Linked DNA regions of Homo sapiens: region 2 is linked to region 1. A link is a loop called in an ENCODE intact Hi-C map of the cell type or tissue named here. Cell type or tissue: heart right ventricle. All regions are shown on one strand. Each heading gives the region's core, and the rest is flanking DNA. Links, peaks and the distances in the headings are about the cores only. Region 1 overlaps DST (dystonin). Region 2 has its middle 200 kb from the start of COL21A1.

What was found. A loop is a pair of places that touch in the nucleus more often than their neighbours do. Peaks named below come from ENCODE experiments on the same cell type or tissue, not always from the same donor. Only the 100,000 strongest peaks of a DNase experiment are listed, where the experiment ranks them.
Region 2: a loop joins it to region 1, with 2.3 times the contacts of the local background. A loop is called at or near these places in 6 of 110 quality-filtered maps.

The regions. Positions count from the first base shown.
Region 1 is chr6:56,582,362-56,598,740 of GRCh38, reverse strand. It overlaps DST (dystonin), which reads left to right. Exons shown (of 104, transcript NM_001374736.1): 46 at 32-265; 47 at 735-1,001; 48 at 4,548-5,078; 49 at 6,383-6,559. Among named protein-coding and RNA genes, the nearest start is that of DST-AS1, 250 kb to the left of the region's middle. RefSeq lists an enhancer at 4,591-4,850. In heart right ventricle, for the core only: CTCF peaks have their summits at 3,040 (motif pointing right), 5,443 and 5,646 (motif pointing right); DNase peaks (open chromatin) are centred at 3,052 and 5,600.
Region 2 is chr6:56,439,294-56,455,538 of GRCh38, reverse strand. No RefSeq gene overlaps it. Among named protein-coding and RNA genes, the nearest start is that of COL21A1, 200 kb to the right of the region's middle. In heart right ventricle, for the core only: no CTCF peak of the experiment used is centred there; a DNase peak (open chromatin) is centred at 3,918; H3K27ac peaks cover 2,860 bases.

The DNA.
Region 1 (16,379 bases), core at 1,112-9,111:
TAAAATATATTTTTTCCTTTTGTGTTATAAGGAATTACAGAAAGATATGCAAGGAAGTGCACAGGCATTGGCTGAAGTAGTGAAAAACACAGAGAACTTCTTAAAAGAGAATGGTGAAAAGCTGTCACAGGAAGATAAGGCTTTGATTGAACAGAAACTTAATGAAGCTAAGATAAAGTGTGAACAGCTTAATTTAAAAGCAGAACAGTCTAAAAAGGAGCTGGATAAAGTTGTGACAACAGCAATCAAGGAAGAAACTGAAAAGGTCCTTATTCAAATATGTGGTGCACTATTGCTATGTCAAAAAGCTTAACAGCTACTTGATTTATTATTAATATCCAGTGGTAGTAAATAAGGATTATCACTAAGGATTATTATGGGATTCTGGGTTTCCAGGTACATAATTGACCAAGTACTACAAAAGGTTTGAAGAGTTGGCTTTGCTTAACTTTTTCTTAATATTTAAGTGAGGTTGTGAAACTTTCTTCTTGTGAAATGTGTGATCACTCATCAATTATAGTTAAAATTTTGGAATGTATTTTTAAGAACAGGGGAAACTTCAAAGTAACTGCCTGTTGCTCTGAGGTTTAATTTCAGTTGTTAAGTTTTCAATTGTGTCAGTTTTTAGTACCCTCATTCTAATTTAAAATGTTCTAAGTATTTACTTTTGGAATGTCTTAAAACTATGCCTTGGCCCACGTTCTGAATTCCTCCTGTGAACTTTCCCTTCCCAGGTAGCAGCAGTGAAGCAGCTGGAAGAGAGCAAAACCAAAATAGAAAACCTTTTGGACTGGTTGTCAAATGTTGACAAAGACTCAGAAAGGGCAGGGACAAAACACAAACAGGTAATCGAACAGAACGGGACCCATTTTCAAGAAGGTGATGGCAAGTCAGCAATTGGAGAAGAGGATGAAGTTAATGGTAACCTGTTGGAGACTGATGTTGATGGGCAAGTTGGAACCACTCAGGAGAATCTGAATCAGCAATATCAGAAAGTTAAGGTGTGTTGTTATAAACATATGATATCGTTCAATTCTATTTCCAGGTTGGTAAAGAGAGAAATAACCTAGCACATGAGTTCTTTTCAAACCTTACTGACAAAAGAGGTTTTTTTCTGTGTTCATCATGTCAGATATAAATTATTATGAGAGTTCTAAGCAAGTCAAAAAATAATGAGAAATAAATTGTAGAGTTGGCATTCTCCATGTAAGTGAAGTAGAATTATTATAAAGATTTAATAATAATAGTTAACATTTATAGGACAGTTAAAGTGGGCACTCTTCTAAGTTCTTTCCATTTTAACTCATTTTGTCTTCCCAGTTACTCCTTGGGGTTTTTATTTTCATCTTACAGATGAGGAAACTGTAACTGACAGTATTAAAGTAGCTTTCTCAAGTTACATATCTAGAAAGGGCTGGAATTTGGATTTAAAACTAGGCCATATGTTCACTCTGCTAAGTCTGAATCTGTGTTCTAAGAGAACAATCTTTTTTTTTTTTTTGAGACAAGGTCTCACCCTGTCGCCCAGGTTAGAGTGCAGTGAAACAAGCATGGCTCACTGCAGCCTCAAACTCCCTGGCCCAATTGATCCTCCCACCTCAGCCTCCTGAGTAGCTGGGACTACAGGTCTGTGCTGCCATGCCTGGCTAATTTTTGTATTTTTTGTAGTGATGAGGTCTCTCTATGTTGCCCAGGCTGCTCTCGAAGTCCTGGGCTCAAGCATTCCGCCCACATCCTCCCAAAGTGGTGAGATTACAGGCATGAGCCACTGTGTCCAGGCTAAGTTGAGCTCACTTAAGTTCTTTCTGAGCTCAGCTCACCTATTCAGTTAAGGCTATTGTTGAGAAGAGATATAAAAGCCCTTCTACCAATTTACTCCATGACATAAATTAAAGCTAACATTAATGCTACTATAAGAGCAAAGGCGACTTCTGTAGAACTACTTTTAAAGTGTCACTCATTTTATTTCAATATTTGGCTTTTGACAGACGGTTTCTGGACCTCAGAAACTTTTGCAGGTCTATTTATTTTGTTCCTACCCTTCATATTTGGAATCTTTGGAATAGGGTACTCCCTGTGAGGTTCTTATAGAAAATACAAATTAAACCAGAAGAAGAATGGGAGTATTTACTGCTCACAATTTTAACGGGCTATTATAGGACCTTATTATGAAAAATAAAGTCTCTTAAAATGAAAAATCTAGTGAATTCCTAAAGGAACATTGTGAGTCAGTTACAAAGAAGTCAGGAAAAGTTAGTAAGTTGACCAAAGTAGTGAGAAATACTGGTGGGTAGACTTAAACATAAAGATATCACACAGGAAAGCCCTTGGTTTTAGGCACAGTGTGGCATTTCCCATCTGATCATTTTACCTCAAAGAATATGGGAATCTGTGCTTTAGAAAATCCTAATCTGGGCCAGGCGTGGTGGCTCATGCCTGTAATCCCAGCACTTTGGGAGGCTGAGGCGGGTGGATCACAAGGTCAGGAGATTGAGACCATCCTGGCCAACATGGTGAAGCCCTGTCTCTACTAAAAATACAAAAATTAGCTGGGTGTGGTGGTGCGTGCCTGTAATCCCAGCTACTTGGGAGACTGAGGCAGGAGAATCGCTGGAACCCAGAAAACAGAGGTTGCAATGAGCCAAGATTGTGCCACTGCCCTCTGGCCTGGCGACAGAGCGAGACTCCATCTCAAAATAAATAAATAAATAAATAAGTAAATAAATAAATAAAAGAAAGAAAGTCCTAATCTGGCAGCATGGAGAGAGGGCCAAAGCACCTGAGCCAGGAACGTCTAGCTTTCAGTAGTTGTCCCATATGTCCTGGGCCAAGCCATTCTCTTCCTTCAGCCTAAGAGTCCTCATCTGTAGGAGGAAGGGGATGGATCTGATCATTTATATGGTGTTGCATATGTCTGTCCATGCTATTTTGTGCAAAGCCCTTCTCGGGGTGGGGTGGGGGTAGCATATGAATGTATTTCAAATACCAAAAACACAAGTCTGTGGGAAAGAAGTTAGTTAAAAATATTTACTATGTGCCCACTAGGTGGCGGGCACTGTTATAGACAGTGAGGATACCAGTGTTAATGAGCCAGTTCTGAGCTGACTAATTGGGATCAGACTTACAAGTGAACGGCTGCCCCATAGCAGTGCTTCTAAGGAAGTCCTTTTCACAGCATAGAGTTATTCTTACTCAGCTCCTGTGTGCCAGCACTGTTCTAAGTACTTGGGATTACACAGTGAGCAAAATAAATTCCCTGTGCCCCCCTTGCACACTAGTTAGTGAGAATGTTACAGTAGACAATAACTAAGTTATATGGTAGGTTAGAAGGCAGTGAGTACTAAGGGAGAAAAGGAGTTAGGTAAGGGTGGTTGAGTGTGGGGTGGGGGACCAGTTTTCAGCATTTAAACGGGACTCAATGGAGATGGGTGCAATTAGCCAAGCAGATATCTGATGAAAGAGCTGTAACTAGACAACAACAGGAGAAAAAGCTCCTAAAGTGTTTACCAGGGTGGGGATGGAGGTAAGGGTGGGAGCAGCAAAGAATCTGGAGGTAATAAAAGGGGCTCTGGGGTAATGGGAGCGGGTCATTTGGCTCCATGTAAGCCATTATAAGAAATGTGGGAAATTGCCCAGAAGGATTAGTATCCTTTTTGCCACACTTGTATGGCAAATTGGGGTGAATGGAAGAAGATGCTTATGGCTGGAGGGAAAGGGACTTCACCTACCTGATGCCTCCCTGCTTCCCTGAAGACTGAGGGGATCAGTAGCTCTGCACACCTGTGACTTGCCTGCAGCACACCTGCCTGGGAGCCCTGCCTTCCTGCCTTCAGAGTGGATTTGAATTTCTGGCACATGCCCAGCTCTGCAGGAAGTGCTCTACATATGTGATCTCATGTACTCCTTAACAGCAACCTGTGATGTGTAGGAGTTATTGTCTCCATTTTCACATGCAGGAAACTGAGGCCCAGTGAAGCTGAGTAGCTCCAGGATTCTCTTTTATTATATCTGCTTCTCTAATGTCCATTGGGCTTCTCTGAATGTACAGTGTTCTTGCTTAGTTATTTTTGAAACCTTTTTAAAGCTTAAAGTTACAGATTCTTTTTCCCTATTTAAAAGTTTTTCCAGGATCATTTCGTAATAAAAAATATTATACTTGTTTGTCCAAAAATTAGGTAAAGACATTCTTTTTTGGGTAGTTGTGAGAAAGCAGGGAATAAAATGAGATCAGATTATAGACACTTATTTTAAAATTGGAATAGAAATTGGTTTTTCTAAACTTCTGAAAAATGGTGTCTGTCCTATCTGATTAAGTACATAGAGAAGATTGGAAATTTTCTTTAAAATAAGATTAGCATGCTCAAAATGCCTTGTTATTCTGAAATCCACCAATAAAAGGGAGTACGGTATAGCTTGAAAAGGGGAATGAGAAGCAAGTTGTAGCCCTGTAGATCATTGAAACCTGTCAGTCTTGAGGCGGCAAGGAGCTCCCTGCAGGTGTTACCCCGTTACTGCTTGAAGATTATGATCAATTTGTTTTCACATAGGCCCAACACGAGAAGATCATCTCTCAGCACCAAGCAGTGATCATAGCCACTCAGTCTGCACAAGTGTTGCTTGAGAAACAGGGTCAGTATCTCTCTCCTGAAGAAAAAGAGAAACTGCAAAAGAACATGAAGGAACTGAAAGTGCATTATGAAACTGCACTGGCTGAGTCAGAGAAGAAAATGAAGTTAACTCACTCTCTGCAGGAAGAATTAGAAAAGTTTGATGCTGACTATACCGAGTTTGAGCACTGGCTACAGCAGTCAGAACAAGAACTTGAAAACCTGGAGGCAGGTGCAGATGACATCAATGGTTTAATGACCAAATTGAAGAGGCAGAAGAGTTTCTCAGAAGACGTTATTTCTCACAAAGGTGACTTGAGATACATCACAATTTCTGGAAACAGAGTGTTGGAAGCTGCCAAATCTTGCAGCAAGAGAGACGGTGGCAAGGTTGATACTTCTGCAACCCACAGAGAAGTGCAGCGCAAGTTGGATCATGCTACTGATCGGTTCAGGTCTCTCTACTCTAAGGTAATGTTATTTTGATTTTTTAAGGGAAAAGTCAATCTGCAATTATAGTTTTCAATTATAGTTTTGGAACAAGAGGCAAGAAACCTAAAATCCAAAACAGGAGGAAAAGGTAGCTTTAGCCTACTTCTATTTTTTTTTTTTTTTTTGAGAAGGAGTCTCACTCTGTCGCCCAGGCTGGAGTGCAGTGGCGTGATCTCGGCTCACTGCAACCTCTGCCTCCCAGGTTCAAGCAATTCTCCTGCCTCAGCCTCCCGACTAGCTGGGACTACAGGCATGTACCCCCACGCCCGTCTAATTTTTTTTCTGTTTTTAGTAGAGATGGGGTTTCACTGTATTAGCCAGGATGGTCTCGATCTCCTGACCTCGTGATCCGCTCACCTCGGCTTCCCAAAGTGCTGGGATTGCAGGCATGAGCCACAGTGCCCAGCCTTCTCTCTATCTTATTCACCTGCTTTACTTCTGAACAATGTATTTAAATATGAGAAACTTAAAGTTACTTTAGTTTTTGAGAGCATGATTTCCAGAAGTCCCAGCTCTCAAATGCTCTAATATCCAGTGTGACCACAAGATGGCGGTTGTGCATTGACTCTAAGCAAAAACAGATGCTTGCAGCCTCTCAAGCTTGGGAACTGGTTTCATCTCAGATTATCCTCTTCACAAACACTGCAGGTGTTTGTCTTGTATATTTGATCAGTATGTTATTTTAATACTTAATGAATAAAAGACTGTTTTGCTTGTTTTACTTCTGTGGTCAAGTAAAAGGTTTTTTTTGAAAAAAAAAAATCTAAGAAAATATTTACTGGTTTGTAATATAATCTGAACAGACTTGCCAAGTTGCATAAATGATTTAAAGACCATCACTGGCTCTTGGACTTTGCTCCATTCTAATATAGACTCTTTGTCTTCCTTTTGTTAATTAACTTGTGCAACATATAGAAATTTATTAAGCACCTTTAAAACCCTTCCATCAAATCGATATCTATACACATGGTGTATCAAAATCTCCTTCCTCTGATGATTGATGTCTTTATCTTTTATTCTATGTTAAGACTCAGCTCTTGTAAATATGTTTTTGAATTGGTATAAATCCAGAACTATCTCTTTATTTTATGGTTACTTTTTGGCTTCTTATAGGGTACCTCTTCATATAAAGGAGGAAATCTTAGCCCAACAGAGTTTTTATTAACTTTGGTGGAAGTCTGGTTTTTTTTCCAAGTTACATATTTTATAGGTCCTAAGATTATTTGATGCATATGAAAATAGTGGGTTTTAATCTCCTACCCCTTTTCTCTTTTGATTGTTAGTGCAATGTTCTTGGAAATAATCTTAAAGATCTGGTGGATAAATATCAACACTATGAAGATGCTTCATGTGGACTTCTTGCTGGACTCCAGGCCTGTGAGGCCACAGCGAGCAAACACTTATCTGAACCTATTGCGGTGGACCCCAAAAATCTTCAAAGGCAATTAGAAGAGACCAAGGTAAAAAGCGAGAGAAAGATCCACATTTCCAGTAGTCTTACTGAAAGGCTTCCAATTTCTCACACTTTTGTGATAGTTTCAGCTAAGAGAGGGGAACAAATGATGTGAAAAGTATACTTCTGCCTCCAGAGGTAGTTTTGACTCTATTTCTCCACAGTACATTCTTTTTTTTTCCGAATTTTTTTTTTTTTTTTTTTTTTGAGATGGAGTCTCACTCCATCGTGTAGGCTGGAGTGCAGTAGTGTGATCTCAGCTCACGGCAACTGCCGCCTCCTGGGTTCAAGTGATTCTCCTGCCTCAGCCTCCCAAGTAGCTGGGACTACAGGCGCCCGCCACCAGCTGGGACTACAGGCGCTAATTTTTGTATTTTTAGTAGAGACGGGGTTTCGCCATGTTGGCTGGGCTGGTCTTGAACTCCTGACCTCAGGTAATCCACCTGCCTCAGCCTCCCAAAGTGCTGGGATTACAGGTGTGAACCACCGCGCCCAGCCTTCCTGATGTTTTCTTAACAGGTTTGACATTGCTGTTATGGCTTGTGACGTGCCCCTCCATCCCCAAACAAAACTCAGTATTTTCCTGGCCACTTATTTATCTTTATACTTACTTATCTTGTTCACTGTTTTTTCCTCCATTAGAATTAAGCTCCACAAGAACACGTGTCTTTGTCTGCTTTATTCATTGCTGTATTCACAGCACCTAGAATATTACCTGGCCCAAAGTTGGTACTCAATAAATATTTGTTAAGGAATGGACAGTTGGAAGGGAAGAAGGGATGCTACCATCATATTCAGCGGTTCTAAGGACCAGGATTAGGGTTCTTACTGAATATCTTCATGATTCATAGAGATACAAACTTGAATAATTACTCAATACAGTTCTCAAAAAGTCCACCTGCTCTTTCAGAAATACAGGCTTGGTGTCAAAACTGCATAACAGTGCGATTCTCAGTCATACAGTGGTGGAGAGTTCTTAAATCTATTTTTATAATGTAAAACTTATTTTAAAATTCTAAAGTAAAGGATGAGAACTAATGTGACCAATAATTTTGAGTTTAAAAGTTTCATTCCATCAATCTATTATATGATTCCATTTCACAGGTTAATAATAGTAGGTTATTACTGCTACAGCTAGAAAATAAACACAGGATTGCCAGTTAGACAGCTGTCTTTCAGAAGTTAATTGCATATTATTTACAGAGTCGAAAAATTGTGCTGTTAGCACGGGAAACAGGTACCCTGCTGGGCAAGCTTAAAGTTAGGTATTGCCTGAGATTGACAACTCTGGAAAGCTAAGTCATACCCGGGTGAAATGTGGCAGGTTAATATCAGGCAGAGAGAAGGCCCGTGAAGGGGTGGGAAGCATAGGATGAGAGCAGGGAAGGAGGTCAAGCTGGGAGGTCAAGAGGGTGGAGGGCACTGCTTCTTTCCCAGGCTGAAGAGTTTATCCAGCCCTTCACTGGACACTAGGGAGATGATGTGGGCCAGGTCAGCATCCCCAGATCCATGCAGCCTCCTCAGGGTTGCTTCCTTTTTTCCAATGTGCATTTTCAGTCCTGTTTTTTTTTCTTTCTCCTTTCCACAGGTACAAGAACAAATCTATCTTAATTAAGTTTTTATATCCCCATGTATTGTATATTCAAGGACAAGATATGTGGTGGGGGTAGAGGAGATACTGTGACATTAAGGTCATTATTTTAGTAGGAAATACGTATCATTTAAAATAATTATTGATTGCATATATTACATTTAATTAGGAAGTTATTTTAAGTATAGAAAATGCATAAAATAGAAATAACACATTTTAAGTTAGATCTATATTAGTAAACAGATTATACTGCATATAAAAGTAATTTTTATATAACTAGAGCAGAAAAAGAATAAAACCCAAAGAATGTGATGGTTTTTTAATTAAACAGATATGTGGATAAATTTTAAAACGGAAAAACCTATTTAGTAATTGCTGCAGAAGACTCTTACAGTCCTAAGACAGTTAAAGAAATATGAAAAAGAAAGAGATCTCAAAGGAGAATGAATTCTAATTAAGTCATAGCGTAATTTGAAAAATTAAATGTACAATTAAAGTTGTTGCTGATAATGCACATATTTTTCTCTCAGAAGATTTCAGAATGTATCAAGGATAAATTTTTATGAGGATTAGGTGGCCTCCATTTCTTTGATGTTTATTAACATTTTACAATTACTTTTAACAATAATATAAACCCATGAGACTACTACAAAAAATCGATCTTTCTACATGTAGCATACTATCTTCTACTTATATTCTGATGAATCATAAATGTAATTTTTGGGGCATCCAATTTGTTCATTTCATTTGAAATGCTTTTGGCCAATAGCATGTTGTTATTAGCATTATTATTCAAAGAACTGTGAACTGTGTTGTCAACAATCTGATACTACTAGGCCATAATAACACTCCTCAAGATCCCCTTCCAGGGAAATTAGTGGATAAAACAAGATTTTAGCCCCATAAGAGGTGCAGAAAACAGGATTTTGGGACCAGTCTCAAGGCCTGGGTGTGGAACCAGCAATGGGGATTGCATTGACTGACAATGTCAGCCTTCCAGACTTGCGCTAATCTTTGGGGTGGTGTTAAGTCAGGAAACTTTTATGAATTGTACAAATGCCCAGAAGTGTATAGACTTCGCTGTCTTCTGGTCCCAACAGGTATTCTCTTGTCACAGATCCTTCTTTCATGTCTTAATTTCCTTGAAATCCATTCAAAACAATATAAGGTACCCATTTGAATACTGTAATTAACAGTTTTTTTTCCAAAATAGCACTATAAACAACTATTATTGTTAAATTAGGACCTTGATACTTGCTAGGAATTAAAAATGATTAACTCTCCTGAATATAATTGTCAAGAGTAAAGGCATGTGATGTTTTGAGAAGAAGAGGTGAAGAAGACATGCTTCTTTTATAATGCACTTCTAAGTTTTAAGCTGGTAGTCAGGGCCATCTTTGGTATTGGATATTCTAATAGAACCATGATCACTTTTAGATGTATTTATTCATTCAGTAAATGTTTGTATGCTGAGTTTCATGAAGGCACAAAGATGTTAAAACCCTGTCTCTGCCCTTGGTGAACTCACAATCTAAAAAAAATTTTCGGAGGGTACCCTTCACTTACTTCATCTCCTAAATAACCATGTTATATGAATAAACTGTCCCTGTGGTCTAGATTCAGTGTGGTCACAGGTAAAAAGTTCATGTCTTGAGGGATTTTTTTTTACACTTCCCGTAATTAAACTGCTAGGAGAATTTTTCAAACAGATCCACTCTGATGAGGATTCTTTGGCATCTTGAAACAACTGTAGGTTGTGGTATTCTAGATCCTATGTTGGTCGTGGTTTGGTGGGCCTTTTGACATATGCACAGACTGCCTGTATGTCATCTCAGTTTCTTGGATATGAAGATTAGTTGAGGAAATTTTTGCCATTAGCTTTAGGCATTTAAGTAATGATAATAAATAATGCTGAAATAGAAGAAAACCTTTTTAGGTCTTACATCTGATATGTTCATTTATTTACTTAGTTGCTGATTTATTCCTGAAAAAAATTTTTGGAGCCTGCTATGTGTCAAGCACTGATCTAGGCACTAGTAATAGAAAGCCAAAAGGGATGACTTCCTAGTTCTCAAGAAGGCTATAGTTTGATAGAAGACACAGAAAAATCCAATAATAGTCACAGGGTATTTATGGGATTTCCTGTAAGGAGTACTTACTAAAGCTAGGAGTGAGGAGAGACTTAGGGAAGGTTTTCCAGCTGAGTATTAAAAGGTGAAGAAGAGCCAAGTTCAGGATGGCGGGGGTAGGTTGCATGAAAAAGTTGGTATGTAGAGTTTCTAAGACATTGGGTCCAGCATGAATAAATAGCTAAGAAATAGCTGTGTTAGACATTTCTGGAACAGAAAGTTGAGATTGAAGGTAGAATTAGGGAATAGATTTCATTGGACCTTTTAGACTATAGCATGCTCAAGTCTTGGCCTTTTTGTCAAGGGAGACTACTAAGAGATTTTAACAGGGTTATTTGGCTGTTCTTGTGTTGCTATAAAGAAATACTTGATTGGAGCATTTAGTCCATTTACATTTAAAGTTAATATTGTTATGTGTGAATTTGATCCTGTCATTATGATGTTAGCTGGTTATTTTGCTCGTTAGTTGATGCAGTTGCTTCCTAGTCTCGATGGTCTTTACATTTTGGCGTGATTTTGCAGTGGCTGGTACCGGTTGTTCCTTTCCATGTTTAGTGCTTCCTTCAGGCGCTCTTTTAGGGCAGGCGTGGTGGTGACAAAATCTCTCAGCATTGGCTTGTCTGTAAAGTATTTTATTTCTCCTTCACTTATGAAGCTTAGTTTGGCTGGATATGAAATTCTGGGTTGAAAATTCTTTTCTTTAAGAATGTTGAATATTGGCCCCCACTCTCTTCTGGCTTGTAGAGTTTCTGCCGAGAGATCTGCTGTTAGTCTGATGGGCTTCCCTTTGTGGGTAACTCGACCTTTCTCTCTGGCTGCCCTTTACATTTTTTCCTTCATTTCAACTTTGGTGAATCTGACAATTATGTGTCTTGGAGTTGCTCCTCTCGAGGAGTATCTTTGTGGCATTCTCTGTATTTCCTGAATCTGAATGTTGGCCTGCCTTGCTAGATTGGGGAAGTTCTCCTGGATAATATCCTGCAGAGTGTTTTCCAACTTGGTTCCATTCTCCCCATCACTTTCAGGTACACTGATCAGATGCAGATTTGGTCTTTTCACATAGTCCCATATTTCTTGGAGGCTTTGTTCGTTTCTTTTTATTCTTTTTTCTCTGAACTTCCCTTCTTGCTTCATTTCATTCGTTTCATCTTCCATCGCTGATACCCTTTCTTCCAGTTGATCGCATCGGCTCCTGAGGCTTCTGCATTCTTCACGTAGTTCTCGAGCCTTGGCTTTCAGCTCCATCAGCTCCTTTAAGCACTTCTCTGTATTGGTTATTCTAGTTATACATTCGTCTAAATTTTTTTCAAAGTTTTCAACTTCTTTGCCTTTGGTTTGAATTTCCTCCTGTAGCTCGGAGTAGTTTGATCGTCTGAAGCCTTCTTCTCTCAACTCGTCAAAGTCATTCTCCGTCCAGCTTTGTTCCGTTGCTGGTGAGGAACTGTGTTCCTTTGGAGGAGGAGAGGCACTCCACTTTTTAGAGTTTCCAGTTTTTCTGCTCTGTTTTTTCCCCATCTTTGTGGTTTTATCTACTTTTGGTCTTTGATGATGGTGATGTACAGATGGGTTTTTGGTGTGGATGTCCTTTCTGTTTGTTAGTTTTCCTTGTAACGGACAGGACTCTCAGCTGCAGGTCTGTTGGAGTTTGCTAGAGGTCCACTCCAGACCCTGTTTGCCTGGGTATCAGCAGCGGTGTCTGCAGAAGAGCGGATTTTCGTGAACCGCGAATGCTGCTGTCTGATCATTCCTCTGGAAGTTTTGTCTCAGAGGAGTACCTGGCCGTGTGAGGTGTCAGTCTGCCCCTACTGGGGGGTGCCTCCCAGTTAGGCTGCTCGGGGGTCAGGGGTCAGGGACCCACTTGAGGAGGCAATCTGCCCGTTCTCTAAATGCTCCAATTAAAAGACACAGACTGGCAAATTGGATCAAGAGTCAAGACCCATCAGTGTGCTGTATTCAGGAAACCCATCTCACATGCAGAGACACACATAGGCTCAAAATAAAAGGATGGAGGAAGATCTACCAAGCAAATGGAAAACAAAAAAAGGCAGGGGTTGCAATCCTAGTCTCTGATAAAACAGACTTTAAACCAACAAAGATCAAAAGAGACAAAGAAGGCCATTACATAATGGTAAAGGGATCAATTCAACCAGAAGAGCTAACTATCCTAAATATATATGCACCCAATACAGGAGCACCCAGATTCATAAAGCAAGTCCTGAGTGACCTACAAAGAGACTTAGACTCCCACACAATAATAATGGGAGACTTTAACACCCCACTGTCAACATTAGACAGATCAACGAGACAGAAAGTTAACAAGGATACCCAGGAATTGAACTCAGCTCTACACCAAGCAGACCTAATAGACATCTGCAGAACTCTCCACCCCAAATCAACAGAATATACATTTTTTTTCAGCACCACACCACACCTATTCCAAAACTGACCACATAGTTGGAAGTAAAGCTCTCCTCAGCAAATGTAAAAGAACAGAAATTATAACAAACTGTCTCTCAGACCACAGTGCAATCAAACTAGAGCTCAGGATTAAGAAACTCACTCAAAACCTCTCAACTGCATGGAAACTGAACAACCTGCTCCTGAATGACTACTGGGTACCTAACGAAATGAAGGCAGAAATAAAGATGTTCTTTGAAACCAACGAGAACAAAGACACAACATACCAGAATCTCTGGGACACATTCAAAGCAGTGTGTAGAGGGAAATTTATAGCACTAAATGCCCACAAGAGAAAGGAGGAAAGATCCAAAATTGACACCCTAACATCACAATTAAAAGAACTAGAAAAGCAAGAGCAAACACATTCAAAAGCTAGCAGAAGGCAAGAAATAACGAAAGTCAGAGCAGAACTGAAGGAAATAGAGACACAAAGAACCCTTCAAAAGATCAATGAATCCAGGAGCTGGTTTTTTGAAAGGATCAACAAAATTGATAGACTGCTAGCAAGACTAATAAAGAAAAAAAGAGAGAAGAATCAAATAGACGCAATAAAAAATGATAAAGGGGATATCACCACCAATCCCACAGAAATACAAACTACCATCAGAGAATACTACAAACACCTCTACGCAAATACACTAGAAAATCTAGAAGAAATGGATAAATTCCTCGACACATACACTCTCCCAAGACTAAACCAGGAAGAAGTTGAATCTCTGAATAGACCAATAACAGGCTCTGAAATTGTGGCAATAATCAATAGCTTACCAACGAAAAAGAGTCCAGGACCAGATGGATTCACAGCCAAATTCTACCAGAGGTACAAGGAGGAACTGGTACCATTCCTTCTGAAACTAGTCCAATCAATAGAAAAAGAGGGAATCCTCCCTAACTCATTTTATGAGGCCAGCATCATCCTGATCCCAAAGCCGGGCAGAGACACAACCAAAAAAGAGAATTTTAGACCAATATCCTTGATGAACATTGATGCAAAAATCCTCAATAAAATACTGGCAAACCGAATCCAGCAGCACATCAAAAAGCTTATCCACCATGATCAAGTGGGCTTCATCCCTGGGATGCAAGGCTGGTTCAATATACACAAATCAATAAATGTAATGCAGCATATAAACAGAACCAAAGACAAAAACCACATGATTATCTCAATAGATGCAGAAAAGGCCTTTGACAAAATTCAACAACCCTTCATGCTAAAAACTGTCAATAAATTAGGTATTGATGGGACGTATCTCAAAATAATAAGAGCTATCTATGACAGACCCACAGCCAATATCATACTGAATGGGCAAAAACGGGAAGCATTCCCTTTGAAAACTGGCACAAGACAGGGATGCCCTCTCTCACCACTCCTATTCAACATAGTGTTGGAAGTTCTGGCCAGGGCAATTAGGCAGGAGAAGGAAATAAAGGGTATTCAATTAGGAAAAGAGGAAGTCAAATTGTCCCTGTTTGCAGGCAACATGATTGTATATCTAGAAAACCCCATGGCCTCAGCCCCAAATCTCCTTAAGCTGATAGGCAACTTCAGCAAAGTCTCAGGATACAAAATCAATGTACAAAAATCACAAGCATTCCTATACACCCATAACAGACAAACAGAGAGCCAAATCATGAGTGAACTCCCATTCACAGTTGCTTCCAAGAGAATAAAATACTTAGGAATCCAACTTACAAGGGACGTGAAGGACCTCTTCAAGGAGAAATACAAACCACTGCTCAATGAAATAAAAGAGGATACAAACAAATGGAAGAACATTCCATGCTCATGGGTAAGAAGAATCAATATCGTGAAAATGGCCATACTGCCCAAGATAATTTATAGATTCAGTGCCATCCCCATCAAGCTACCAATGACTTTCTTCACAGAATTGGAAAAAACTACTTTAAAGTTCATATGGAACCAAAAAAGAGCCCGCATCGCCAAGTCAATCCTAAGCCAAAAGAACAAAGCTGGAGGCATCAAGCTACCTGACTTCAAACTATACTACAAGGCTACAGTAACCAAAACAGCATGGTACTGGTACCAAAACAGAGATATAGATCAATGGAACAGAACAGAGCCCTCAGAAATAACACCGCGTATCTACAACTATCCGATCTTTGATAAACCTGACAAAAGCAATGGGGAAAGGATTCCCTATTTAATAAATGGTGCTGGGAAAACCAGCTAGCCATATGTAGAAAGCTGAAACTGGATCCCTTCCTTACACCTTATACAAAAATTAATTCAAGATGGATTAAATACTTAAATGTTAGACCTAAAACCATAAAAACCCTAGAAGAAAACCTAGGCATTACCATTCAGGACATAGGCATGGGCAAGGACTTCATGTCTAAAGCACCAAAAGCAATGGCAACAAAAGCCAAAATTGACAAATGGGATCTAATTAAACTAAAGAGCTTCTGCACAGCAAAAGAAACTACCATCAGAGTGAACAGGCAACCTACAAAATGGGAGAAAATTTTCGTAACCTACTCATCTGACAAGGGGCTAATATCCAGAATCTACAATGAACTCCAACAAATTTACGGGAAAAAAACAAACAACCCCATCAAAAAGTGGGCAAAGGATATGAACAGACACTTCTCAAAAGAAGACATTTATGCAGCCAAAAGACACATGAAAAAACGCTCATCATCACTGGCCATCAGAGAAATGCAAATCAAAACCACAATGAGATACCATCTCACACCAGTGAGAATGGCGATCATTAAAAAGTCAGGAAACAACAGGTGCTGGAGAGGCTGTGGAGAAATAGGAACACTTTTACACTGTTGGTGGGACTGTAAACTAGTTCAACCATTGTGGAAGTCAGTGTGGCAATTCCTCAGGGATCTAGAACTAGAAATACTATTTGACCCAGCCATCCCATTACTGGGTATATACCCAAAGGTCTGTAAATCATGCTGCTATAAAGACACATGCACCCATATGTTTATTGCAGCACTATTCACAATAGCAAAGACTTGGAACCAACCCAAATGTCCAACAATGATAGACTGGATTAAGAAAATGTGGCACATATACACCATGGAATACTATGCAGCCATAAAAAATGATGAGTTCATGTCCTTTGTAGGGACATGGATGAAATTGGAAATCATCATTCTCAGTAAACTATCACAAGGCCAAAAAACCAAACACCGCATGTTCTCACTCATAGGTGGGAATTGAACAATGAGAACACATGGACACAGGACGGGGATCATCACACTCTGGGGCCTGTTGTGGGGTGGGGGTAGGGGGGAGAGATAGCATTAGGAGATATACCTAATGCTAAATGACGAGTTAATGGGTGCAGCACACCAGCATGGCACATGTATACATATGTAACTAACCTGCACATTGTGCACACGTACCCTAAAACTTTAATAAAAAAAAAAAAGAAAAGAAATACTTGAGACTGGGTAATTTATAAAGAAAAGAAGTTTAGTTGGCTCACGATTCTACAGGGTCTACAAGCATGGCACTGACATCACTCAGCTTCTGGGGAAGCCTCAGGGAACTTTTACTCATGGTGCAAGGCAAAGCAGGAGCAGGCATGTGACATGGCAAAAGCAGAAGCAAGTGAGAGAGAGAGAGAGGGAGAGAGGTGGGGAGGTGGGGAAGTGCTACATACTTTTAA
Region 2 (16,245 bases), core at 453-8,452, 140 kb after region 1:
TCAGATGAGACTCTTTCTGGTTTAACTCCTGGTGTGGCTGAGTTTTGCCAAATCAGATGAGATTCTCTCTGGTTTAACGCCTGATATTTAACTCCTTTGTTCTAGGAGAAGCGTTGTCTCTGCCATTTTTCTTATTGCTTGTTTGTTTCTTGCATTATAAACATCTTAAATCCACGGTTCTGTTGCAGGGATCTGTTTAAGCCTTTTTTTTTTTTGTAAAGATTATTTAATTCAGAAGAGTTAATAAAAATCTGTACATTCACCCAACTTGACATAAATAAACTTCGGTTTGCTGCATGCTAAAAGCAACCCAAAGAGTGTGGGAACTGTTGGGACTTCCACTCTGCCCTTGGGTCACCTAAGCTACAGATCGTGAGAAGATGCAAACGATGTCGATGTCACTGGAGAGATGGTAGCAGTGTCAGTCTGTAGTAAATGTTAGTAAAGGTAATTTCCTCCTCTTTTAAGATGAAATGTAAATATAAATAGACATTTTCTTCCAACATTCTATGAAGTTACTTTACATAATCTAATTTTAGGGATCATTGTTCTATACTATTTTCTTCTTTCTGCCTCTTCTCAACCATCTTTTTCCAGAGAATGGAAGTATGCTGTAAAGTTTCTTCCTTTCTCCTCTGATACTAGTTTTGCAAGGGCATGCACACCTGTGCTAGTGGTTATATCACTGATTGCCGGTTCTCTGAAAATTCCAGTTGAGGGAGGCTGAGGGGACATACTAACATTCTTGAAGCCTCAGTTCTAGTTCCAGCCCTTGTTACCTCTCACTTGTATTACTACAACGACCATCTGTTGATTTCCTCATTTTCAATGTCTTCTCCTCTAGACATCAGCTTGGAGGAACTGGTCTTATGGGGAAGGACGTGCCTTTTGATATGAAGGACTGGAGGAAAGGGAGATTGAAATGGGAGAAGAGACATTGAGGGAGTTACCCTGCACTCTTTATTTATCTCAGTAAATTGGAAGACAGATTTTTGACTTGACCAGAGAAGGTTAGAAGTAGCCAAGGCCCTGGACTGATAGTTATCCTGGCCTCCAGTGTATGGCCTGGTTTAGGAAGAGAGGTGACAGAAAGTTCATTGATCTACAGTTGGTTTCTTCAGTCAGGCTCAACAGAGCAATGGAAGGAAGCGGGGGCTCTAGGATGGGCTTTTACCTCAGAAGCAGGTTTTAGGGTACCCAGAGGAAAGGATTTGGGAGGAAGGCACACCGTGGGTGAGTATTTGGGTCAGAGTGGTAGAAAGCTAGAACACTATGCTTGCACACACAGGAGTGTGTATATGATCAAGAGTGACTTATATTTGGGGCATTATCTAAAATTTGCAAGAATGTGAACTTCGGGAGCCTCAGCGTTTTTTTAAATATTAGTCTTAGCTGTTCCAAGTCTTCATTGATTTTTATTGTGCTTATAGCAGAATCTGCATGGAGAAAGCAATAATAGTCCCTAGAGTGAGGGAGAGAGTACAAGAGCCTGCCTTTCAGCTGCAGTTGGTTGTGCTTCAAAGCCCCAAGTAGGCTTAGCGGTATGTGTGTGTGTAGCTCTGGCTTTTCAAGGAGGCAGAAATATAGTGTTTTGGTATATACTTTCAGAAATGTCTCTGGGCATGAGTTAAAAATGAATTAACATAAAGACCATTTCTGAAAGGAGGGCCAACCAGGAAGACAAATGTACATAGCTGTGTTTTTAATTATCCAGTGTAGGAAAATTTGTTTCAAAAATAACCAGCCAATGGACATATGTCCCGGTCAGTAGTCTCGTCACAGCATACTTGCTTGAGAATGGACCAGTGAATTCAGAGGAATATAATAGGCTTGGAGCAATGTTTTCTTAGACTTTACAGTGCCATATCTGATCATGGATTAATTTTGAGTTGTTTCTCTTGGGCAACCTTTTGTGTCTTAGCCACTTCATTATGCTCATAGTGATTTTTTGAAGCCCTACATTTATGTGTCAATTTTGGTTTATAAAGCTCTAATTCTCATACAAGGTTTTCAACCAGCCAATGAAATAGTAAATAAATATCACTTGAATTGTATAAATAATTTTAATGAAGCTAGAGAGGTTTTTATTTGTCCAGGATCACACAGCTAGAAAATGACTGAGTAGATAGATCTTTTCAGGCTGAGACCAATGATCATTCCACTGCCCCTCACCCTTATACCAGGGCTTATGCATTCTTTTCTAAAAAGATGGTAACTTCATAAGGAAGACATGTTCATGGCCTCTTTCAGGAAGCTATACCACATCTGGATTTTCCAGAGTAGCAAAATTCATATTAAGATAGTTGTAAGCTCTTCTTTGGAGCATTGGATATGTCTTATGTTCCATAACTAGACAGATTTTCGATTGTTTCATGTCTCAACCTGATCTCATTCCAAACAAGTCAGTAAAACCGATTTGCTAACTCAGATCTGATTTGAGGTAGCTAAATATCTAATATCCTTTTCTACTTCAACAATAACAAAATGCATGTTGAGTTCCCCTGCAAAGTTGTTTCATCATTTAGCGACCAGAGTCCCGATTCCTCCCTTTGCCAAATAGGCATCCCAAATGACTTACTTGAGTCAGATTTTGAATATTCTACCTTCTGCTTAAGTTCATTGACAATGTATATAAATAAGTGTTGGAACTCTTCATTGACTATATTTTGACTATATTTTGGTGTGTCTTTTTTTTTTCTTTTTTTTTTTTGGAGACAGAGTCTCGCTCTGTCACCCAGGCTGGAGTGCAGTGGTGCGATCTCGGCTCACTGCAACCTCCGCCTCCCTGGTTCCAATGATTCTCCAGCCTCAGCCTCCTGAGTAGCTGGGACTACAGGCGCCCACCACCACACCTGGCTAATTTTTGTATTTTTAGTGGAGACAGGGTTTCACCATATTGGCCAGGCTGGTCCCGAACTCCTGACCTTGTGATCCACCCACCTTGGCCTCCCAAATTGCTGGGATTACAGGCGTGAGCCGCTGTGCCCAGCTTGGTGTGTCATTTTTAAATCAAGTTATTCCCCAAAAATATATTTGAAGTGTGGAGACATATACAATGTAACCTAACAAAAAAAGGTTCTAATTAAAAGATATAAAGAGTGATATACACTCAGATTTTCTTACTTCATTTTTAGTCAGCTTGAGTACAGTGCTTTAAGATAAGGTGGTCCTGGCCGTTTATCCTGATTCTGTCACTCAAATATATTTCAGATTATGTTAGTACTTTCAAGCATGTGTTCTTTTTCTCACTCTTACTCTAGAAATGTATCTTTTAAGTATCAGTTTAATGTATCAGTATTAGAAGGATCATTTGCTTTTGTGAAACGATGTTTGAAAGGTAGTTAATTCTGTGAAGAATTTGTATTTAGTGCATTTATTTGATTTTTATTGACTGCATTTTGAGAGTGGGATATTTTATACGTTCAGTGATACATTTATTGTCAGTTTTTGATTCTAAAACTATGCCTGTTAATTGTAGACAATTTAGAAAATACATAAAAGTACTAAGAAGAAAATAAAAACATGGATCACCCCAATACTCAGGATGAGTCACAGATAAATTTGTGGGGTGATTGTTATTTTAAGTTTTTGATGTCATAATGTACTTTCATTTTGGTATTCCCAATTATGTTTTTAAACTAAAATAGACCAAAGACACTATAAGGTATTGGTAATTACTATTTAAAGTTGGAAATAAGGTGATACTTGTGATCTATTGCTGGACAACAAATTGTCATAAAACTGACTTCGAACCAGTTATCTCACAGTTTTCTGTGGTGTGGAATCTGAGCAGGCTTATCTCAGGCTTTTCTGGAGCCAGATCCATTTTTGAGCTCGTTGGTTGGTTGGTGCCAAGATTTTGTTTCTCATAGGCTGTTGGAGTAAGGGCTCAGTTCTTGCTGGCTGTTGGCTGGAGGCCATCCTCAGTTCTTTGCCAATATGGGGCCCTTCAACAGGGAAGCTTGTTTCATCAAAGTGTGCAAACCAAGAAGGCAGGATGAAGTTTTTCATAACCTAAGTATAGAAGTGACCTCCTATCACTTTTGCCATGTTCTATTAGAAGCAAATCACTAGGTCTGTCCACATTCAAGGGTAGGGGATTACAGAAGGGCCTGATTACCAGGAGGCAGGGATCACTGAGGGCTGTCTTTGAAAACTGTCTGCCACAGTGCTAAATCAGAAAAGCTGGACTCTAATCCCTTGAATTCTTTATGTAATGAAGAGACTGGTTTAAAAATCGCTTTTGAAAAATTTCTATAGTTCTTTCCATCATTATATGGTTTAAAGCATGACACATCAAAATTCAATTTCTGGTTTAACACAATCTAGATTAGAAGAGCAGTCTTTCTTAAATACTTCACTTTACCACAGAAGTTTACTTAAAATGTTTGGAAATGAGTAGCACAAACATCCAAGCAAAGATTGTCTATCCCAAGCCACAGGAGTTTGTCTGTCATTCAGAACAACAAACAAGGTTAGAGTCCAAATGGGCATCAGTGACTCCCTAACAGGGTCAGTGGGGAGAGAGGCACTGGGAAGTTACTGAACATTCTTCAAATATGGTTGTGAGGATTGATGGGATAAATACTGTTTAGGTTGGAACTCACTGGATGCTACCTCATCCTTGGTGAAATGTTGTTTTACCTCATTCCCCTTCTCTTAACACCCTTGTTTTGTTACCCTGGAGGCTCTAGGTTGCTGTCACTTGGAGATAGTAGATTCTCTCCACAGGGAATACGTAATTCCCACAGTCGGGAATATATGCTTGCTGTCATTGGCACCTAAGTACTTCTCTGCTGGCCTAGGAGCTCCCAGGAATTAACTAGCTGGTCAGCGTTAATATCTAATTCAAATTTTCCTCCAAGGAATCCCACATTTGCAGCACATGCATCTTAAAAGATCCATACTCCTTCGTGAAGCAAAGGAAATAAGCATGGCAGCAGATAAAACATGCCCCTGTGGCCTCTCCTTCCTGTCTGCATGTTTCAGTCATGGTTGGACATTTGGTTTGTGCCAGTGAGATTCCTTTTATATTCAAAGGGACTGCTTCACAATGTTCTCTTAAAAAAACTGTACTGCACAAAACACCTCATGAGCAGGGCCCTCAAAATGAAGTTTATCCACGAGATTTTATGTATAATGAAGCCACACTGCTTAGAGATTTTGCAGGAGTCATCAGCCAACTTGCCTATGAATTATTGTTAATCTATGAACAATGGAGATAGTGCTTTTCATACCATGTACATACACCAGCTTTTAGGGGACAGAGCTAATTTCCAGTTTTTATTGCTTCTGGAGAAAAGCCAAAAGAATCCAGAAGTCGTTTTGGACAGATTGACTCCTTCCTCTCTACCTTCCCTGCTTCCCCTCACCTACACATACTATTGGTAGGTACTGAAAGGAATTAGGATTTTGCAGGTCTTTCTGTGGTAGGACCTATGTTTTCTTAATTCTCAATCGACATTTTGAGTTAAGAGTTACCCCAGATTGCTGGTAAGTAAAAAGGCTTTGAGAATTACATGCCGAAGGCTACACAAGAAGTAGAGGACTCCATGTTTCTGGCTGAACTGAAAGCCCTCAGTCTTTCTACTGTACCATGCTACTTTCTGAGTGGCTATTTTTTAGATTTATTTTCTGTCCTGGCCCGTATCTTATTGATTAGTTTCTTGCCTGTTTGTTCCTAATGTGAGTGCTTTAGCAATTTAACAGACACTAAAAATATATTCTTCCTTATCCTGCTTCCCCACCACCACCAACAACAACAAAAAAAGGAAAGCAACAAAGCACATATTTTTTATTTTTTATTTTTTTTGAGACAGAGTCTCGCTCTGCCACCCAGGCTGGAGTGCAGTGGCTCAATCTTGGCTCACTGCAAGCTCCGCCGCCCAGGTTCACGCCATTCTCCTGCCTCAGCCTCCCCGAGTAGCTGGGACTACAGGCGCCCGCCACCGTGCCCGGCTAATTTTTTGTATTTTTAGTAGAGACGGGGTTTCACCGTGTTAGCCAGGATGGTCTCGATCTCCTGACCTTGCGATCCGCCCACCTCGGCCTCCCAAAGTGCTGGGATTACAGGCGTGAGCCACCGCGCCCGGCCAAGCACATATTTTTTAAACATGGAATTCACCTAGTTTATGCAAAGAGTACCTCCCTGACAGCTAAATGTGGGGAAAGATTAGAAAGAGAAAAGCAGAAAAAATTCTTTTGCAAAGAAAAAGAGAAAGGTAGAAGGATTTAAAATAGCTACTGGGAAGCAACAAGAAATGTGGGTCTTTGACCTGATGTAAATTCAAAATGCACAATTGATTTATGCTCAGCTTTGCAGGAAAATTTTTGGCTTTAGAGGATAATATGAAAACACTGTTTAGGATTAGGCTGAATTATGTTTTCAACAGGATGGAGGAGTCCATCCTCTGTGCCAAGAGTTGGTGATGTTGGCTGATAGTTGCCTCTTATCTCTTTGATATGTGGTACTTGAGTCTCTTAAGACCAAGGATGGCCTTTGGAGGAAAGTGCCTTTTTCTTCCCGGCTGCCAGTTAGAAAGCTGTTCCAAAACCATATTTATGACTACAAGTGCCAGAGCTATAACAGTATATGATGTGCACTTACCAACAGGCTGGTGAAAAAATAGTAGGGAAGAATGATCATCTGATTGTAGTTCACATTCTTGAACATATGTTTGACAATGTAAAATAAATCTTATCTATTTTTCTGCTGGGCTCATAATACTGCAGAAACCTCCTATCATCTTTGTCAATTGCCTTCCCTCTATGGCCTCCCTGGGAAGCAGATGCACTACAGCGATTGACTCACTGGTCACTCCTGTTGTTTATTGATGGACCCGAATGATGGTTACCAAACAATTGCTGGTAAGAAAAACCACCTTATCCCAATGCAACTCTACACAGTGCTCTCTTTTAGTTTTTAAACCTAAGATTCCTCAGTCATCCTGTCTCAAAGCTTGAGTTTCTATATTAAGAAGTGTTTTTAAAATAATCAGATGACAGATGAAGATTTAGAAACATGCAAAAATGATCTGGACATGCTAGATTGTTAACCTACAAATAAAAAGTAAAATTTACTAAGTCGTATATATTTGGGAATAGGAAAATGAAATGCAGGATATAAGATAAATTTATCCACAGCATAGGTAAGAAAAGAAAAGGAGTTATAGTTGACAGCTCAAGTGAAGTGAGTTGGTGATGTGGCTATCAAATGATTTTGAGCTGCATTAATGGAAATATAGTGCTCAGCAGGGGGTGTGGGGAAGGAAGTTCTGTTCCACTGTGGTACCTCATTATAAGATATGGGCAACTGGCCAGCTTCTACAGGCAAGGGACCAGGAAGCAACTCAAAACCATATTGGAAATGGACATAATGTGGAAAAATAATATTTTATGTAATTTTTAGTATAAACAACTGCAATTTAATTATTGCAAGGAAATCTGTTTTGCAAAGGAATCTACAAAGTTTATATACTGCGCATGTTAATTATAACAGATCAGGGAAATCCGGTTAACATGTTAATTATCACAACTTTGGTGAATAAATTTATTTAACCTTTAAGTGAGTTAACAAGAATTACTTTACAACTAATATTCATTTTTTATAACAAATAAACATAGTCTCAAAATTATTGTTAGTACACTTGGAAAATATTAAAACCTCCATGTATTGTAGGAACACTCTTTGTACTTTTTAGGCAACAGATTTAGGAACCTGACAATAACCAGATAGAGAATATGTACACAGTTAACTTAAATTCCGTGGTAATCAGAGGGTAGCCATTCTCTATTTCTCTCATATTTCTCCCCATCCCCCAAGAAAGGGATAATGGTCGGCTCAGCGGTTCACCCTTAAGAGAACAGTCTTTTCTAGATTTCGATTAACATTCACAATTGTGACTGATTACAATTATTTTACCTGGGCTGAATAAGATCATTTGAGCTTATAATAATCATGGTTTTCCTGTAATGCAGGTATTATAGCCCATTTTAGAGACCAGAAAAAAGAGAGGTTAAATAAACTGCCCAAGGTCACATAGTAACAGAACCAAACCCAAGTCTCTCTGACTTTAATGACTCTGTAGCTTTCTGAATATTTGAAGGACCACCAATGGGTAGAAGACAAGGTTTTATTTCATCATAAGGAAGAATTTTTTATTCATTACATCTGTTCTTAAGATGGCTGCCTTGAAAGTATCTGCCTTGCCAGATAATGTACAGGACACCCAGGTAAATTTGAATTTCAGATAAACACTAAAAAAACTTTTAAAGTATATGTCCCACATACTGCATAGGGAATTCCTATGCTAAATATTATTTATTGCTTATATGAAATTTAAGATTAGGCATTCTACTTTTTTTTTTTTTTTTTTTTTTTGGAGACAGTGTCTTGCCCTTACACCCAGACTGGAGTGCAGTGGCCGATCTCGGCTCGGCTCACTGCAACCTCCACCTCCCGGATTCAAACGATTCTCCTGCCTCAGCTTCTCGAGTAGCTGGGATTACAGGCACATGCTCTCACGTCCAGCTAATTTTTGTATTTTTAGTAGAGACTAAAATACCATGTTGGCCAGAATGGCATCAAACCCTTGACCTCAAATGATCCACCTGCCTCGGCCTCCCAAAGTGCTGGGATTACAGGCGTGAACCACCATACCCAGTCAATTTGTATTTTTATTTGCTAAATCTGTCAATCAATCCTCCTTGAGAACGATTGTATTTCCAGGTGCTGGTAATCGAAAATATCAGTGCTCCCATGGAGATGTGGTATTGAGGATCTGAGAGGGGTTGTGATTTCATCATCTTCATGGCTGTCTCCTTTGAGTCCAGAGCTGGGCTAGGTGTAGGGGGAAAATGAATGACTCTACAGTTCTTGGCTTTAAGGAACAGCAGCTCTTTAAAGTTTTCTTTCCATTCCTTGTTTTTTATTCCTTTGGCAGGATCACCTCACTGCTCACCAGCTTCTGGTAGGTACATGGGACAGTGGAGGGTACAAAAGAGAACAACAAATTACTCCTTATGAAGGTTTCTTGAACTATGTTGGTGGGGATCCTTGGAAACACATCTCTATAAAGGATTGTGTTTCTGTCAAGAATTCTAGAATTTTTAACCCCCAAGATGCAGCATGTTAAATATATTTTGTGTTTTGTCCCAAAAGAATAAGGCAATGGGAGTGTTTTTCTTAGAGATGGGATTTATGACAGCTTCTGCAATATCCTCCAACTCACACAAGACAAGTTAAAAGTTGGCCCTATTTTGAAGTTGATAAAACCATCGCTCTGGAAATATTTCTTAAAGTTTCTGAATAAAACACTTTAGGAAAATTCTTCTTTAGTGGATATCTTATAGCACATGGTATTAACGACCTGTCCCATGAAATTCATTAAGAAGTGGCTTCATGCTGAAAATTGACAAATAATGAAAGTTCAGCTGAGGCCCCTTTCAAATGTGGTTCTCCCACACAGTGTGATCTGTTTACTGGAGACTGTTGTGAAGACTGTAAATACAATTCCCGTCTGGGTGCCGGAACGGAACACAGGCTGCCCAGGGCCTGAAGAATCAGTCCCGCATGTGTTTCATGTAATTATGTGTCTGTAGACATATTTCTAGGTTACAATTGTGAGAAATGCTTGAAAACGTTCCAGTAGAAGCGGAGACCAAAACTATGATATTTTTGCAAAACCAATATGTAAGTAAAATACCCGATTTTATGAAATGCTTTCGTTATTTTAACTGGTGGAAACCTGCCTTCCCTCAAAATAAGACTGTAAGAGTCTGACAATACAAGAGAGAATTTTTAAAAATACAGTCTTACAGTGGAGAAAGCTTTTCTTTTTTTTTTTTTTTAGACAGGGTCTTACCCTGTCACCCAGGCTGGAGTGCAGTGGCACAATGTCAGCTCACTGCAACCTCTGCCTCCCAGGCTCAAGTGATTCTCCTGCCTCAGCCTCCCAAGTAGCTGGAACTACAGGCATGCACCACCATGCTCAGCTAATTTTTTGTATTTTTAGTAGAGACATGGTTTTGCCATGTTGCCCAAGCTGGTTTGAACTCCTGAGCTCAGGCAATCCACCTGCCTCAGCCTCCCAAAGTGTTGGGATTACAGGCCTGAGCCACCATATCTGGCCAGCAGGGAAAGCTTTTCTAAGCAAGATGCAAAATCCAGGAACCATGAAGGAAAGATGGATAAATGTCTGCCCACCAAAAATGCCACAAAGTCAAAAGACAAACTGGGGGAAATAGTTGCATTATAATAGCAAAGGGAAAAATTTTCCTAATTGACACAAAAATACAATTTATATTAAGTAGTATAAATGGCTCTTGCTACTGAAATTTAAGAGTTATAAGACCACATTTCTCCCCTAGTAGTTTGGCAAATGTAGAAAAGTTTGGCTGTACACATCACATTGGTGAGAACAAGTGGGTGCAGGCCTCCTATGCTGTTGCCAGAAGTGCAAGTTGAAGTGGCCTTTTTAGGAGACAATTTGACAATGTTTATCAGAGCTTTAAGTGCACATACCTTTTGACCTGGCAATACTGCTTCTGGAAATGTACCCAACAAGAATGTGCGCTAACCTAGAACAATTTTCCTGGAAAAATATATTCTCCTCATCAGACCCACGTTGCTTTGCCAACCAAAGCCCCAAGTGGTAAAATAACATTGCCTTGGGGAAGAAATAGAAGGAAATGCAGAGCACAAGGACGATGTCCTTGGTTTCAAGCCGGCCAGGTTGCTGGTCAACCTGAGCTGGAGTCTAGAGCAAGTATGCAGTTTGTGAACTTAATTCCATACAGAGAGCTGGTCTAGAAGTTACTTGGGACACTGTATTTCCTTTTTCCTTTTCCTTTTTTTTTTTTTTTTTTTTTTTTGAGATGGAGTCTCGCTCTGTTGCCCAGACTGGAGTGCAGTGGCGTAATCTCGGCTCACTGCAAGCTCCGCCTCCTGGGTTCACGCCATTCTCCTGCCTCAGCCTCCCGGGTAGCTGGGACTACAGGTGCCCGCCACCATGCCCGGCTAATTTTTTGTATTTTTAGTAGAGACAGGGTTTCACCATGTTAGCCAGGATGGTCTCGATCTCCTGACCTCGTGATCCGCCCGCTTCGGCCTCCCAAAGTGCTGGGATTACAGGGGACACTGTATTTCCATATAGAGGGAGGGGATCCCTATCACACTGAATCCTCTTGGAAAGAGTGGCATTTGTGACACTCTAGGATTCTTCCTTTATGTTTTGCTCTTTCCCCTTTGAGCCCCATGTTCCCTGCTCCTCCAGGATGATGTGGCCTTCACTCCCTCTTGGGACCATGGCTTCCTTCATATATGGCAGGCAGTTCTCCAAGCACACTCCCACCCCTCCAGTCCTCTGTACTCTTCCATCCTCAGCAAGATGCTGGGCCCTGTTAGTCCTATACCAAGGTAGCTGCTCCACCCCCTCCCGCTCGGGAATTCTTAGGCCCTTGCACCGTCTTGCCCAGGAGTGTTTTTCTTTTTAGTTCACATTCGTCTCAGCCAGATACAAATGGGAGCTGCAAACACCTGGAATGAAGCCACTGCTCATATGTCCATTAAATCCTAAGGCCCCCAAGAGGCCCAGGGAGGCTCTTGCTTCACCAGCTTCTCCTCGAACGTTGCCTCTTCTCAACTTTTTAAAAATGTCTTAATATTATTGTTAATAAGCAATTCATTTACATGATTCAAAAGTCAATACTGTAAGTAATGTGTACCTGAGAAGTCTTAGTTCCGCCTCTCTCATTTTATTCATTTTCTGTTCTTCTAATGGTTCTTGATATGAATGTGTGTGTAGTGTGTGTATACATACAAATAAAGTAAGTCATAACACAGATTATGCTAAATTTTATCCCCCTTTCTTACCCCCAAAGTGTTTGACTATGATATAAACTATACTCCACCTTGGTTTTTTGCACTTAAAAATATCTGGTCATATATATTTTTAAAATTTTAATTGTGGTAAATACACAGAACATAAAATGTACCAAATTAATCATTTTTAAAGGTACAGCTCAGTGGTATTAAATCCATCCACGTGGTTGTGCAACCATCATCACCATTTATCTTCGTAACTCTTCCATCTTGCAAAACTGAAACTCTGTACCCATTAAACAATAACTCCACATGTTCTCCTCCTCACAAGCCCTGGCAACCACCATTTACTTTCTATCTCTATCAGTTTGACTCCTGTAAGTACATATATAAGTAGGATCATACAGTATCTGTCTTTTTGCTATTGGCTTAGCATAAAGTACTTGAGACTCATCCATGTTACAGCACCTGTCAGAATTTTCTTTCTTTTTAAGGTTGAATATTCTGTTGTATGTATAAGGCCACACTTTCTTTATCTATTCATCTATCAATAGATATTTGGGTTGCTTCCACCTCTTGGCTATTATGAATAATGCTGATATAAACATGGGTACACAGATATTTCTGAAACCTTTCTTTGAGTTCTTTTGGATATCTACTCAGAAGTAGAATTGTTAGCTTATATGATAAATCTTTTTTAAATGTTTTAAAGAACCTCCACACTGTTTTCCATAGTGGTGGCTGTATCATTTTATATTCCCGCCAATGGTGCACAAGTTTCCAAAAATAGCACTAGTTATTTTCTGGATTTTTTGTTTGATTTGTTTCATTTTTGATAGTAGCCATCCTAACGGGTGTGAGGTTTCATTGTGGGTTTGATTTGCCTTTCTCTAGAAATGGCTGATATTAAGAATCTTTTCATGTGCTTGTTGACCATTTTGTCCTTAGCCTTTGCCTATTACAGACCTTGAATACCTTGCCAGCTTCGGCAGTAACAGAAACATTTGGCCCCCCTTCTTTAGGCCACATGTCTATTTGTAATAGGGGAATATATCAGTAATATTTCATTTCCCTACTTCTTTCTGCTGAATGTGTAAAATCGTCATCTGCTTCTGAGGTTAGTTCTTGCCATTTCTACAAGCTGTAAAGACACTGCTGAATCATGGTGTCTTTACTACCTTAACTCTCTTTACTTTCTGTCTGACACAGTCCTCCAGATTCTGCCTTATGTGGGTACCCTAGAGAGGGAGAGACAAGTCAGAAAGTTCTGGGTCTCCTAAAGACATCCATTGTTTAAACAAACCCTGTCAATGAAAGGTTCGCTAATCAGGCCTAGATCTTTTGTTATCCTTCTGCTTCTCCTCTGCCAGGCTTCACCTGCATCTTCCACTGGAGGATGTTTATTGGATATTCCCTTGTAGATGATCAATACTTCCACTTTTGCCAACTCTTGAATTCTGAAACTACCTAATCAGGCTCCAGTTAATTTGTGCTCACCTTTTCTATCTTCCTTTCCCAATATCCCTAAATCAGTGGTTCTCAACTTTGGCTGTAGATTGGCATTGGCTGGGTAGATTTTTTAAAAGACTGATGTCTAGGCCTCACCCCCAGAGGCTTTTACTTAATTGATTTAACTGTAGCCAGAGCATGGGGATTCTAATGTGCAGCCAGTGTTGAGAACTACTGACCTAAATTTTTGGAAAAATTAATCTTATTAATGAATGTTATTAATACATCTTATTCACTCTCTATTATAACTTAAAAGGCTTGTCTCAATAGTATCCTAGATTGGGCTATCTCTGGGGTAATCACCACAGTTAGTTCTCTAAGGTTTTATCCTCTGTTAATTATTATTTGCACTTCAGGCTCTCTGATCCAATCACAAATCCCCTTTCCTTCTTACAGCTGTGAAAGCAATGTGTCTCTCTTTTTACCCTTCATATTTCTCTAGCCTGTCAGGAACAGGGTAGAAGAAAATATCTTTCCTACTTCACCCTCAAACGCCTTCTACAAGCAGGAACACATATTGGCAAATATTTGGTTCAAGGCTTGTTGGAAAACCTTTGGAGGCTGATTTCTGTAGTTCTAGAATTCTACTAAAAATTATCTGAAGATATGCCAGCTGGTGAATGCTATGTTAAAGATACATATGCAGCTGGAGAGGCAAGATAATTATGAGACTAGCAGCAAAATGAGTAGAAACAATAGTGGGGAAGATTAGCAATTTAAAATGCGTAGAAACTAAGTCAATTTATCTCTCTTTGGAAACTTCAGAACCCTTTGCTCTTAGGTCAACTTATGGAATCACTCTCACTATGTACCACTTCTAGAATCTGTGACTGTTGGAATTCTCATTCCTTAAACTCATCCAATTATTGAAAGTCATCCAATTATTCTACTATGAAGAGGTAAACATAGTAAACATTTTCCCTTGATACCAGTTAGGGTTTGTGTAGATCTGCTTAGGAGAAAGACCTTTTCTCCAATGACTTCAATCTGTAGTCCTATGAGCTGCTTGGTGAAAATTGTCTTAAGTTCCAACAGTGGGACTGCTTCATGTTGTTTGGGTCATACAAAGACAGGAGGTGTGGTAACAGACAAGCCTCTAAGCAAGAAGTCATAGGGCTAGACCTTACCAAGGAGTCAGAAGTCAACATGATTTGGTATAAACTAAAATTATTCAAGTGCAATTAACCTGCTATAACTGGAGCCCTTCAACTTCCTGGAAGGAGCAAAGGATTATCATAACCTGCCTAGTTCACAGACCCTGCCATGCCTTTGTGAGGCTTTTCTTAGTGCCCTAACCTCTTAGTTACCTAACCTTATCAGTTTACTGTTTAACTCTTGATAGTAGAATAATTGGATGACTTTCAACAACATATTGAGTCGTTTTCCAAGAATCCCGTTGATAAGCTTATCCACTGATGTCCACCTGCCAGCCTTCCTGTCTACTCATGAATTGATCATCACTATGCCTAATGGACAACCCCAACTCTGCAGGTTAGATACGCTCAACAGCCTACCTGTGTGGCCCCAGACATCGAGTTCCTGCCTCCAACTGGGCTTCTTGCCAGGACATATCACTGTGTGTTGTTCCTCAGTACCTACCTCATTTTAATGAGTCAGCCTGGTCTCAGGCCCCAGCCTTGCCTGGCCTCATCCTACCATAGGTCTGCAAGCTCATGCCTGACTTCAGTGGTGGTAAAGATCATCAATGTGGAGCAAGACTTTAGAGTTCAGGTTCAAATTATGCTCTGCTACCTGCTAACAGTGAGGCTTTTCCAAGCCTCATTTTTCTCAGGCACAAAAATTGAGAATGAACAGAAATTACCTCATGGAATTGCTATGAGGTTTAAACAAAACAGTCCATGGAAAGCACTTACCACAATGCCTAACATATTTTAAGTGCTCAATAAATACAATACATGTTATCTGCATTATTTCAGTTGCAAAAAAGATAAACATACTCAGTTTAGTTCAAGAAACAGTGGGGCTTGTTGAAAGGCTACAGATGATAAATTTCACAGAAGCCAGTTTCTATGTAGTAAGGACAGATGGATGTCCAGGAAATGGGAAGTCACAGACAACCACTCCCTGACTCTCTGATTCTGACTCTGTCTCTCTGTCATTTCTGCTTCTTGCTGCCTGTTGACTTCTCTCTACTGATTCTCTGAGTACCTTTTTTCTCAGCTTATTCACATCCTGTGGTAGACTGCTAGTTGTTCTTCAATATCCATTCTTTTTTTCTTCCTTTAACAATAGAGCCCTTTTGTTTAGTTGGACACATGGCCTCCTTGGTAAACGTTATATTTTCTGGACTCCCTTGCAGCTAGGTGTGGCCACTCAATCAAGTTCTGGATTCATGTACACGTGGCATATGTAACTTTGTCGTCATAGGAGAGGACAGCCTCCTTTCTGCATCCTTTTGACTGCGACATAAGTATAGTAGTAAGCTATTTTGGACTGAGCCACCCTAACAATGAGTAGGCCAGAAGTCTAGGTCCCCAGCAATGGGAAATTGCTATCTCAAGTCTGGGTTCGAGAAAAACAATATCTCCTACCTTTTTTGAGGCATTTTATTTTGTCTTTAATACAGTGGTTGAATCTGTGTGCTAACAGATGAATCATTTACTCTCAGGGGCTTGGGTAGCTTTGCCCTCTCTTGTCCCCAAATCAATATCACAAACACTCATCATTGTCCAACTGACCCAAACATTTAGTCTTCATTTCCAAATTCTGATGAGAAGGAATCTGATTGCTCAAGCTCAGGTCAAGTATCTAGCCTGGTCTAATCATCTATAACTGAAAATAACTGGGGTTTTGGGGTTGAGTAGGGAGGAGGCAAGTCATGTGGTACAGAGAGCTGCACCAGCCAAAGACTATCAGTGTCGTAGGTTCACTGATAGTGGGATATAGAAGAGATA